Linked DNA regions of Homo sapiens: region 1 is linked to region 2. Evidence: chromatin loops called from intact Hi-C (ENCODE). Cell type or tissue: CD14-positive monocyte. All regions are shown on one strand. Each heading gives the region's core, and the rest is flanking DNA. Links, peaks and the distances in the headings are about the cores only. Region 1 has its middle 21 kb from the start of LINC03002. Region 2 has its middle 56 kb from the start of SGK1.

The links. A loop is a pair of places that touch in the nucleus more often than their neighbours do. Peaks named below come from ENCODE experiments on the same cell type or tissue, not always from the same donor. Only the 100,000 strongest peaks of a DNase experiment are listed, where the experiment ranks them.
Region 1: a loop joins it to region 2, with 2.2 times the contacts of the local background. A loop is called at or near these places in 2 of 110 quality-filtered maps.

The regions. Positions count from the first base shown.
Region 1 is chr6:134,516,746-134,522,129 of GRCh38, reverse strand. No RefSeq gene overlaps it. Among named protein-coding and RNA genes, the nearest start is that of LINC03002, 21 kb to the left of the region's middle. In CD14-positive monocyte, for the core only: no CTCF peak of the experiment used is centred there; DNase peaks (open chromatin) are centred at 2,489, 4,099 and 4,869; H3K27ac peaks cover 3,141 bases.
Region 2 is chr6:134,370,932-134,376,315 of GRCh38, reverse strand. No RefSeq gene overlaps it. Among named protein-coding and RNA genes, the nearest start is that of SGK1, 56 kb to the right of the region's middle. In CD14-positive monocyte, for the core only: no CTCF peak of the experiment used is centred there; DNase peaks (open chromatin) are centred at 915, 1,615, 2,695 and 3,215; H3K4me3 peaks cover 3,073 bases; H3K27ac peaks cover 4,708 bases.

The DNA.
Region 1 (5,384 bases), core at 220-5,219, 150 kb before region 2:
CCTCAGCCTCCCAAATTATTGGGATTACAGGCATGAGCCACCACACCTGGCCCCATTTATTTCTTTAAATTTATCTGATTTAAGACAAATTTGGGGATGATTTTCTTGTAAATGAAACTAATGTCTTTCATGAATGAGTAGTTGCAAACCAGATCTGATATCATTTAAGGCGATATGAGGAGGACTTAGCTAGTCACTAAGTTTCTCTATTTATTTTCTACACTTCCTTTCAATGATATTTCAGTTTATATTTGGAAAATAGCTTCCAAACTATAAAAATTGCCTCACAGTCCATAAAACAATATGCCACCTTCAAGCTAAAGATGAATACTTTTTTTTTTAGAGCATGAAAAGTTCTATTCCTTGGGTTGCTGTTCCATCTGTCCATAACTTTACAGAAAGTTAACTACCAGGAGCTCAAACTTAAGCAGATCATATGTGAGGTCATACATAAATTCATGGAAAAAAAGGAAGCCCTTCTTGCTGACAGATTTTGCTGTGAGCAATGGGATAGGGGCAGTTGTTTTCCTCCTGGGGCCTTAGTTTCTTTAACCTTGAATCTTCTTTTTCCTATTTCTGCATGACTGCCTTCATCTTTTCTTGGGATCTCAGCTTAAAGGTCACCCTAGAGTGATCTTTTCAGAGTAGGTGCCCTATTATATAATTGTCTCTGTAGCACCCGATCTAAGTTTAAGGTGCCCTATAATCGTCTACATAGCACTTATCATGAACTGATACTCTTGGTTTTTGTTTGTTTCATGTCAACCTCCTTGTAGTTGCAGAGCATGAACTCTGTCTTATTTGTTCTGTAATCTGGCACCTAGAGTGGTGCTTGGCAGGTCTTATGAGTTGAATTGTGCCTCCCAAAAAGATATGTTGATGTTCTGATCCACAATACATCAGCATGTGACATTATTTGGAATAGGGTTGTTGCAAATGTAATTGTTGGGATCGCAAGGAATAAGGTGTATCCTTAATCCCAAAAGACAGCTGCCCTTAGAAGAGAAAATAACACACAGAGAGGACACTGTCTGAAGACACAGACACGCAGAGAAGATGGCCATGTAAACAAGAGGCAGAGACTGAAGTTTTGTGCTGGAAATCAAGGAATGCCCAGGGCTACTAGAAGTGGATGAGACAAGCAAGGCTCCTCTCCCACAGGCTTGGGAGGGAGCACGGCCCCACCAACATGCAATTCCCTTTTCAAATGCTGAGGGCTGACACGCTACTCCCTCAACCAGGGGCCAAATATTTGCCTTAAAAATGAAACTAAAGTAAAAACAAGATTTTTGTAATAAAAACCGGCTGTATAGCAAACAGGATGAAATGTATCATTCTATTCCAGTTCTCTAGTTGGGCTTGAAATAATATTGTAATAAATTCATTAAAAGTACTAGTAGGAGGAAAATTTTTTACCATGATTTTGTGGTACAGTGGCTCCTGGCCACTGTAAATTTGCAAGTTTAAGCAAGGATCATTCAATAATTTTAAAATACTTTCCTCCCCCAGCTTTTTTTTGCAGCAGTAAGAGCATACCTCTGAGGCACTGTGAAGAATCTGATAGTCGAACTGAATGAAGCCAAGTCCAGTCTTTACGGAAAAATTTACACAACACTTCCAGGTGGGCAGATTCAAAGACAGGATGAATCATGGTTCAGTGCAGTGGTTCCTGGCTGTAATCCTAGCACTTTGGGAGGCCGAGGCAGGGGGACTGCTTAAGACCAGGAATTCAAGACAAATCTGGGGAACATAGTGAGACCCCGTCTCTACAAAAAATTTTAAAAAATTAGCCAGGTGTGGTGGCCCGTTCCTGTGGTCCCAGCTACTCAAGAGGCTGAGGCGGGAGGGTCACTTGAGCCCAGGAGTTTGAGGTTACAGCAAGCTATGATCGCACATCACTGCACACTAGCCTGGGTGACAGAGCGAGACCCTGTGACCCCCTTCCTCCCTGAAAAAAAAAAAAAAAATAGGATGAATCAGTGTCAAAATTATGAAGAAAAATATTCTGGGTTCTTAATTCTCAAGGTCTGCATGACCAAAATGGTAAGAGCTCAGAGGGTACAAATTCAAAATGTATTCATTGCTAGAATTGATCTTTAGTGACTGCATTTGAAAAATCTGAAACCACTTGAAAAACAATTGTATATGTGCATATACGTACATGCGTGCGTATGTGTGTGTGTGACCTGAAAAATTTCATTATGAGGTCCTTTATATGGCTACTGTAGCAAGTCCTTCAGTTTATACCAAATGTCTCCTCATAAATCAGTAAACCTCTTCATTTGTTCCTTGATAATGTAAGAGCAATTTCTTTAGAAGGCATATACTGTCCTATAACTGCAGCTTTCTCTTTGTCTCATCTGTACACAATACATAGAATTAAGCACAAAGAAGCAAATGGATGTACCAAAAACAAAGAGCAAACTTTGCAGGGAGTTACGTGCAGGGTCTGAGAGCATTTCCTGTCTCATAGATAGGAAGCATTTGCATCACGGCTTGTCATCTGCGCTGTCGGGCCCAGTGTCTCCTAACTTCCTGAAATAAAACCAGACTAAGCAAAACAATAAAAGTGACAATTTCTCTGTGTTTTGGAATTCCAAACTCCTATTACTGGAACATTAAATCTTTCAACCCTACTGGCTAATGTGCCTTCCAAAATTAACAGTGTTTTTGTAATGGTTTGTTTTTAAAATATAATGCTGCAATATACATTCCATATATTATAACAACTTCTTATTATTATTATTTTGAGATGGAGTTTCACTCTTGTTGCCCAGGTTGGAGTGCAATGGCGTGATCTTGGCTCACTGCAACCTCCACCTCCCAGGTTCAAGTAATTCTCCTGCCTCAGCCTCCTGAGTAACTGAGATCACAGGTGCCCACCACAATGCCCGGCTAATTTTCTATGTTTTTATTAGAGACAGGGTTTCACCATGTTGGCCAGGCTTGTCTCGAACTCCTGACCTGAGGTGATCCGCCCACCTTGACCTCCCAAAGTGCTGGGATTACAGGCATGAGCCACCGCACCCAGCCTATAACACTTATTTTAAACATTATTCCCAAATTCTGCTAATCTTTGTGTCAAGAGAAAAATACTGGCTTATTAAAATTTACTTTTCCTTTTACTCTTCTAAATGGCTTGAACAAAACTCATTCTCCCTTGAATGTTAATTGGGTTTCAGGTGTGGGCAGATGACAGAGAAATACATAATATAAAAACAATCCTTAGTTTTGTCTGTAAATTTATCTTTCTTGCCCTTCAAGTGTACTTGATGGTCCAGTGGTTTCCAACTGTGATACAAAATTTTCATTTGCCTTTATAAGAAATCATCTCGTATAAAGAAGTGGTCATATTTTATCAGCATCATCACCAACAAACACATCACCATCACCACTTTTTAATTTGTAGAAAATCCGGTCTTATCTGCCAAGTTGGCAAGATATCAAAAGAGCGTGTTTTAAGGTGGTTCAGTTCTGGATGAGTTTGGGAAGTTCATGGTCGAGTCTGGGGAGAACTTCTATGTCATAAACCTCCACATCACATAGGTTAACAGAGTAATAGAATTGTGTAGGTACAGAGACCTGATGAAACCTACTGACACCTCTGCTTTTCAAACCAAGAGAGTGCCCCTTCTAGGGTGCCCTTGGGAATGTGCAGCCATGAATTAGGTGTGCCTGGAGTAAAGGAACACACAAGACTGCGAGATGGGATGAGGTGAGTGTGAGTGAGTGCATGGAGAGAGGTTTAGGTAGGACATAATATCTATGTTTTAAATATCAAAACAAACTCAGATGATGGAAACGAATATAAATTTTTCATAAAATTTTAGGGAACAACTAACTTATTTTCTGTTTAGAGCAAGCATTCAGACCTGTAGAGAGTACAAATTCATTCAGCCCAGAAGAAACGCTTAAGGAGAGTGATCTGATCCCATGCTTTCATTATGCTGCAAGGAAATAGAAGTGATTTACCAGCCCACTAGAATCCTGGTTTTCTGACTGCCAGGCCTCAGCTCCAATTCATAGCTCTTTAAGAAAAGAGGAAATGCAGAATTAACTTCTATTAAATTTCATCCATGGGCCAGACAGGATGACGACTGCCAGGCATTGTCATCGTCACAAGCGGTGGTTACGAGCTCAGGCTCCCAGGCACACTTCTTCAGTGGGAAATTGGTTCCACCTCTTACCTGTGTGACTTTAGGCAGGTCATTTTTAAGTCAACTGATTCCTAGTTTCTTCACTATAAAATGAGGATCATAAATGAAACTTCTTTACTGACAAGAATTAGATGAGACAATCTTTGCAAAATACTTAATGGTGCTTGGCGTGCAAATGTTAGTTCAGTGAAGACTGAATAGAAAAAAAGAGAAAAAAAATCCTTTGTCTGTGGGAGGGGTGAGGAAGAGGCAGTGGGGGTCGATTTTATGGCTGTTTTACAGATGAGAAAAATTGGGATTGAGTAAAATTCACTCATTTGCCAGCAAGTTGCAAAACCAGTATGTGAAGTTGTGTCTGTTTGAACCCCCACTTCAGATTGTGTCTGCGACACCGCAACGCCTTCCTGTTAAGAGAGCCGAGAGCTGGAAACTATGCTGAGGCCATCCCCTTTGGGAGCTGGCTGCCGCACTCACTGCACTCATGCTGAGTTCTGAAAGCCCTCTGGCAGCTCCCCAGCAATTCCAGCAATCTGCAAAGTTCTGAACTGGGTGCTGCCCAGGTGGCAGAAGTCAGTGAGCATATCCAGGTGACAGTGCAAATATGATTGTAGGTAGGAGTCCGGAATGTGACCTTGACTTCTTTTAGCCATTTCCCAGTCCGTTCTCAAGGGCAGATGCTGCGTCCTCTCTCAATGCAGGGCTGACTCACTCCATGCCCAACACTGTAAGAGCTTGCTCTCTGTCTCAGCTCTGCCAATAACGTGACCTTAGGCAGCTCACTTTACTTCTTCAAGGCAGGCTTAGGATAGATCCTCAAGCCACACCCCTGGCCAACAACTCGGATTCTACAGAGTGAGACACTGAAATATTTATATTTCTTTATGGTAACCTTTTCATTGAAGTAAACCTTACATCAGGAAAAAATGTGCAAGCCCTGTAAATATACAGATTAATTTTCACAAAGTGAACACAGTCTCACATTAAATAATAAAGCAATCCAGCCCAGAAGACACCCTCTGGGCCCCCTACTAGGCACCACTCTACCAAGATAACCACTCTATTTTGACTTTTAACATCATAGCTTACGTTTGCCAATTCTGAAATTTTAGATAAATGGAATCACACAGCATGTATTCTTTTGTACGTGGCTTCTCTCACTCAGTAGTGTGCTTGTGAAATTCATCCATGTTATTGCAGGTAGTTCTAGTTTGTTTTCATTGCTATATA
Region 2 (5,384 bases), core at 153-5,152:
TTGGGCACATTCTGATCACGTTTGGAAATAAAGAAAAATACTTATGAAGATAATTAATTCATTGCCTTTTGGATGTGACTACAGGCAGAGAAGACAACATAGCATAGAGAAGGAGCATGGACAAGAGAAGCTTTCGAAATGCATTTGAAGGACTTGAATTAAATATCATTTGGGAAGGAAAAGAAGTTGTTTGATTTGGTTTTGCAATTGGACTGAATGGATGGAAGAAACCCTCATCATATGTGATAGGTAATGCTACCAATGTTACCTGCAATAGGACAGCTTCACTACTTCCTGATCCTGAAACACAACAGAAATCTGATCCTAGCTTTGTAAATATCTTTACCACAAGTAGGTTACCATTCATAGACACCAACACTCAGTGCCAGGCACCATCCTAGGAGCCATGGATACCATAACCAATAAGATAGACACTGTCAAAGCCTTGGTATAAGGTTTGTTCAGACAAATCCTATGCAGAAATTCACTATATTTACATAAAAGATAGAAAGTGAATAATGACAGGCTGGGCGCGGTGGTTCATGCCTGTAATTCCAGCACTTTGGGAGGCTGAGGTGGGCAGATCACCTGAGGTCAGGAGTTTGAGACCAGCCTGACCAACATGGAGAAACCCCATCTCTACTAAAAATACAAAATTAGCTTGGCGTGGTGGCACATGCCTGTAATCCTAGCTACTCAGGAGGCTGAGGCAGGAGAATCGCTTGAACCCGGGAGACAGAGTTTGCGATGAGCCGAGATTGCACCATTGCACTCCAGCATGGGCAACAAGAGTGAAACTCTGTCTCAAAAAAAAAAAAGGAAGAAAGAAAGAAAGTGAATAATGATAAAAGTCTAGCAAGTAGAGCTGCTATGGTTTCATTAGTTGCATGGAGCCTGGAGCCCTCTTGGCTTCCCCATTCCTTCTGCCCTTTAGACCTAGCACAGTAGTACGAAATCACTGTCATGAGCTTCCCGTGATATATCATCCTCAGGGTTGTGGGATCTCAGTGTCTCCTGGAAGGACTAGGCTCAAATAATCTCAGAAAAATGTTTGCCTATAATTCTCATTTAAAGCTTTTAGAGAATTATTTATGTCACTAAGCTTTGGAATACTTTAGCTTTATCATTCATCCATTCAATCATTGAGTGCCTTCTATATGTAAACACTAAGAACATAGTGGTGAAAAAGACAAGAGTCCCTGCCCTTTTGGAATGTCCATGCTGGCCGGGAATATAGACTTTAGACATGTAATAACACAATTAGTTATTTAATTGTTGTTGTGACAAGTGCTATGAAGGGAAAGTACAGGATTTTTTGTGGGGCTGTGAAAGTTTTTGTGAGGAGGTGGCATTTGTGCTTTATTGGTTGATCAGTAGACATTAATTAGTCCAGAGATTGCAAACTCAAATTCCTTTAAGAGATCAGGCAGGTAACACAAATGTGTGCATCTGGCAGGGGTAAGACAACAAGAAATATTAGAACTGAAGGCCCACTGGAGGAAGTCTACTGGCCTTAAGGCATTCAAATTCAAACTTCAGTCATCTCTTGGCTGGCCAAAGAAAAGAAGTGTGCAGCCAAAGACAGCAGAAGGGCTGGCAGTCTGCTGCGATGATTCAGGCAGGAGGACAGCAGGAGCAATGGCCCTGAGGCAGGAAGAAGCCCATCTGTTTCGATGAACTAAGAGAGCAACTGCAGGTGAAGTCTGGAGCCCTCAGGAGCAAGAGTGGTTTCCCCAGGCAGGTGAGGGGAGGACCATGTCACTCAAGGCCTCCAGGGCAGGTGAGGGCTTTGGTCTTTATCTCAAGTCCCCTCGGATGCACTGAAGGGTTTTAAGCAGAAAAGTGAATTAATTGGACTGGCATTTTTGAAAGCTCACTGAGCAGCAATGTTGGAAAAGTTGGAAGCAAATAAATCGATTGGGAAGCTGTGGTGGCTCCTCATCTCTTCTTCAGTTTTTCACCTACATTATTTACATAACTGTCTTGACGTAGTCTCAACCCTGTATTTCTCACTCCAGAAAACCAAGCTGAATATTTTCCTCTTAGTTCCTGACTCTAAGGAAGGAAGTAGAGTCCGGGGGTCTGTGGCCTGGAGTGAGAAGAAGTGCAGTGCAAACTCAGTACCCCATACACGGAACCTTCTATCTCCTGGCTACTATTAAGTGCTGTAGTGTCGCAATGATCGTGTAAATCCTAAGTATTATGGGAGCATCAAGAACAGTTTCCAACCTGCTGGAGGTGGGAAGTCAGCTAAGACTTCACCTACAAACCTAAAAACTTGTGGACTTTATCATTTTGTTTAGCATTTTAAAAAGCAATTCTTGCTTAAAATAATTCTTAATTAGCTGGGTGTGGTGGCGTGTGAGCCTGTAGTCCCAGCTACTCGGGAGGCAGAGGCAGGAGAATCACTTGAACCTGGGAGATGGAGGTTGCAGTGAGTCAAGATCAAGCCAGCTTGGGTAACAGAGTGAGACTCCATCTCAAAAAAATTAAATAAATAAAATAAAATCATTCTTATTGTTTAGGGATTATCTTGTTCAGACTTTTGTCAATTAACATAAATGTACACGATTATATTACTTGTGTGTATAAAAAACTCACATGGTTAGCTTGTCCACTCTCCTGGGAGCACCATACTTGTTTCTTCAAGAACTAAAGAAAAGGGAAGTGCTGCCCCAGAGGCTGACTGTGAGTCAGCACGTCTCCCTGATGGTTATATAAACATGAAAGTTGAAGTTAGGAAAAAATTGAGTAAGCTAGACACATTTGCTTCTCCTTTTAAAAATGGAAATGACAAGCTCTTGCCACTTTCATATGCAGCCGGACATGGTGTATTTGTGTTTCTGAGGTTATTGTACAAGACGAATTGGGTGAGTGATTTGAAGTTAAAATTAGCTCATTTTTGTCAACTTATTTATTTACTGGTATATTTAGGCTCGAAATTAATTTCTTCCCTTTTTTTTGTCTCCCTACAACTTTGTATAAAACAGGTTCATATGACATTAATCCTACAAATAAACCATTTGGATTAGAAGTCATTTCCTTCATGAAAATTACCTTTCTTGACATAGTAATCATTACTTTTTATGATGTCTGTAAATCTAGATTAAAAATTCTCTAGGCTGGAAATAAGATTTAATTTTAGAGCTATTTTGTCCTTGATTATTGACACAGAATCTTGTGGTGTTGAGCAAGGCAGAGGCTGTGTGCTGCAATCTCTGTTGAGGAGGGAAACTCCCAGTGCTCTGCATAGTGAACTGATCACATAGAAGTTTCTTTAGCATGGGAATGTGCTTCCATGTTTCCCTGAAGAGCAAAGTACAGCGGTAGAATGGCAGATCCGTCCAGAAGTCAGTCCAAAAAGATAGATACCATCATGCTGACTGATTCTTTTTCACAATGCTGCTGTGATGCCTCAGACACAAGCCCAAGCATCTACCAAGCTGCTTCTTCCCTCCAAGTGACAAAAAGAAAAGAAAAGAAAATGACAGGTACCATCAGCCCACTTTTTACCCTGATCTATGCGGTCCTTAGCAACCAGAGTATCTACACTGAGGCACGTTGCTGTGGTTGTCATAACTTTGAAGAAAACAAATCTTCAAAGATCTTTTTTATCTTTTCCAGGAAGATATGTCAATCCTTTGATGGTAAAAAGCATTAAAACTCAAAATTGAGAGGCAAAATATATCATATCCCACTAAAAACTCCTTGAGCCAGATAACTGCCAGCATGTACAGTTAGAAGGGTAATAATAGCTAGTGACTGCTGTGTGGAATGTGTTAAGACTTCTAAATATATTATTTCATTTAATTCTTGCAACTATTTATAGTAAAAAATAAGAGGACTGATGTTAAACATGTTAGTTTTGCCTGCACTAAAAGCTTAAAAGAATTAATAATGAGATACGGAACTATCATACACAAAGCATTCAGAAAAGCATTTGTAAATGAATATCTTAAAGGTATCCTTCAACTGACACTTGTTCTGATATGGCTACTTAGTTGTCTCTAAAGCAAAAAGTACATGTCGAGAGGTACTAAGTAAGATAAGAGTTCTCCTTCCCAGTTCTTGCAGGCCTGTGTACTTAATTTGACAAACACATTGTTCCAAAAGTAAGCCATGGGAGCTGGGCATCATGGCATACACCTGTAGTCCCAGCTACTCAGGAGGCTGAAGTGGGATGATCCCTTGAGCCCAGGAGTTCGAGGCTGCAGTGAGCCATGATCATGCCTCTGCACTCCAGCCTGAGTGACAGAGCAAGACCCTGTCTCTAAAACAAAACAAAAGTAAGCCATGGGAGGCAGATGTAGTAGAATGGGAAAAATGGAAATACTAGCTTTGAAGCCTACACTGACCTTCTACTCATGAGTCCCAGCCAGCAGCTGGGCATTTGGGTGCAGGAGAGAGGGACAAGAATACTTCCCCCAGTAAGAGCAAAATGGAATGCTACAATCATAGCCCAGTGGGCAGAGATGGAAGGCAGAGCTTCAGGCACCCAGACAGTATATGTGGGTGTACGGCCTTTCAGAATGTGGCTTATGGCAGTCGGGTGTTAAAGGCTCACCACAGGCACAGCAGGTCCAACCTAGGGAAGGCCAAGGCTGTCAAGGTATTCCCTGCCCTAAAAAGACTTCGCTCAATGTCTCTCTGAACGTAGGCATCTAAACTGGTAAAGTTCAGACTCCTTAGTGCTTGACACTATGGTACTCTTGGGATCTTGCTAAAATGGTGTTGTGAGTTGAATAGTGTGCCCCCAAATATCATGTCTACCTGGAACCTTAGAATGTAACCTTATTTGGAAAACGGGTTTTTGCAGAAGTAATTAGTTAAGATGAAGTCATCTTGGATTAGGGTGGGCCCTACATCCGATTTCACCGGCGTCCTTAGAAAAAGAAGAAAGGACACACCAAGGTACACAGATGTACAGGGAGGAAGGCCCTGTGAAGACAAAGGTGAAGACTGAAGTGATGTAGCTATGAGCCAAGGAGTGCCAAGGGTTGTCGGGAGCCACCAGAAGCTGTTGGAGGAGACCAGGGTGGATTCCTCTCTAGAGCCGTCAGAGGAAGCATGGCCCTGCCCAACGCCTTGATACCAGGCTTTCAGCCTTCCAGCACCATAAGAGAATACGTTTCTGTTATTTTCAGCCACTTTGTTAAAACAGCCCTAGGGAACTAATACAACTGGTGAAATTAAAGAACTCTCAGGATCTCACTCTAGAGCTTACTTCTCACAGCTCCACATCACAGCCAAATAGCCTTTTTAACGATCCAGATTCCATATCTTGTCAATCAGTTAAAAAATAATAATAATTAAAAAAAGGTCCAGAAAGTGCTCAGCACTTTCCCAGGGGTACTATCCCACCACCTGGAGTGCCCCATCTCTAC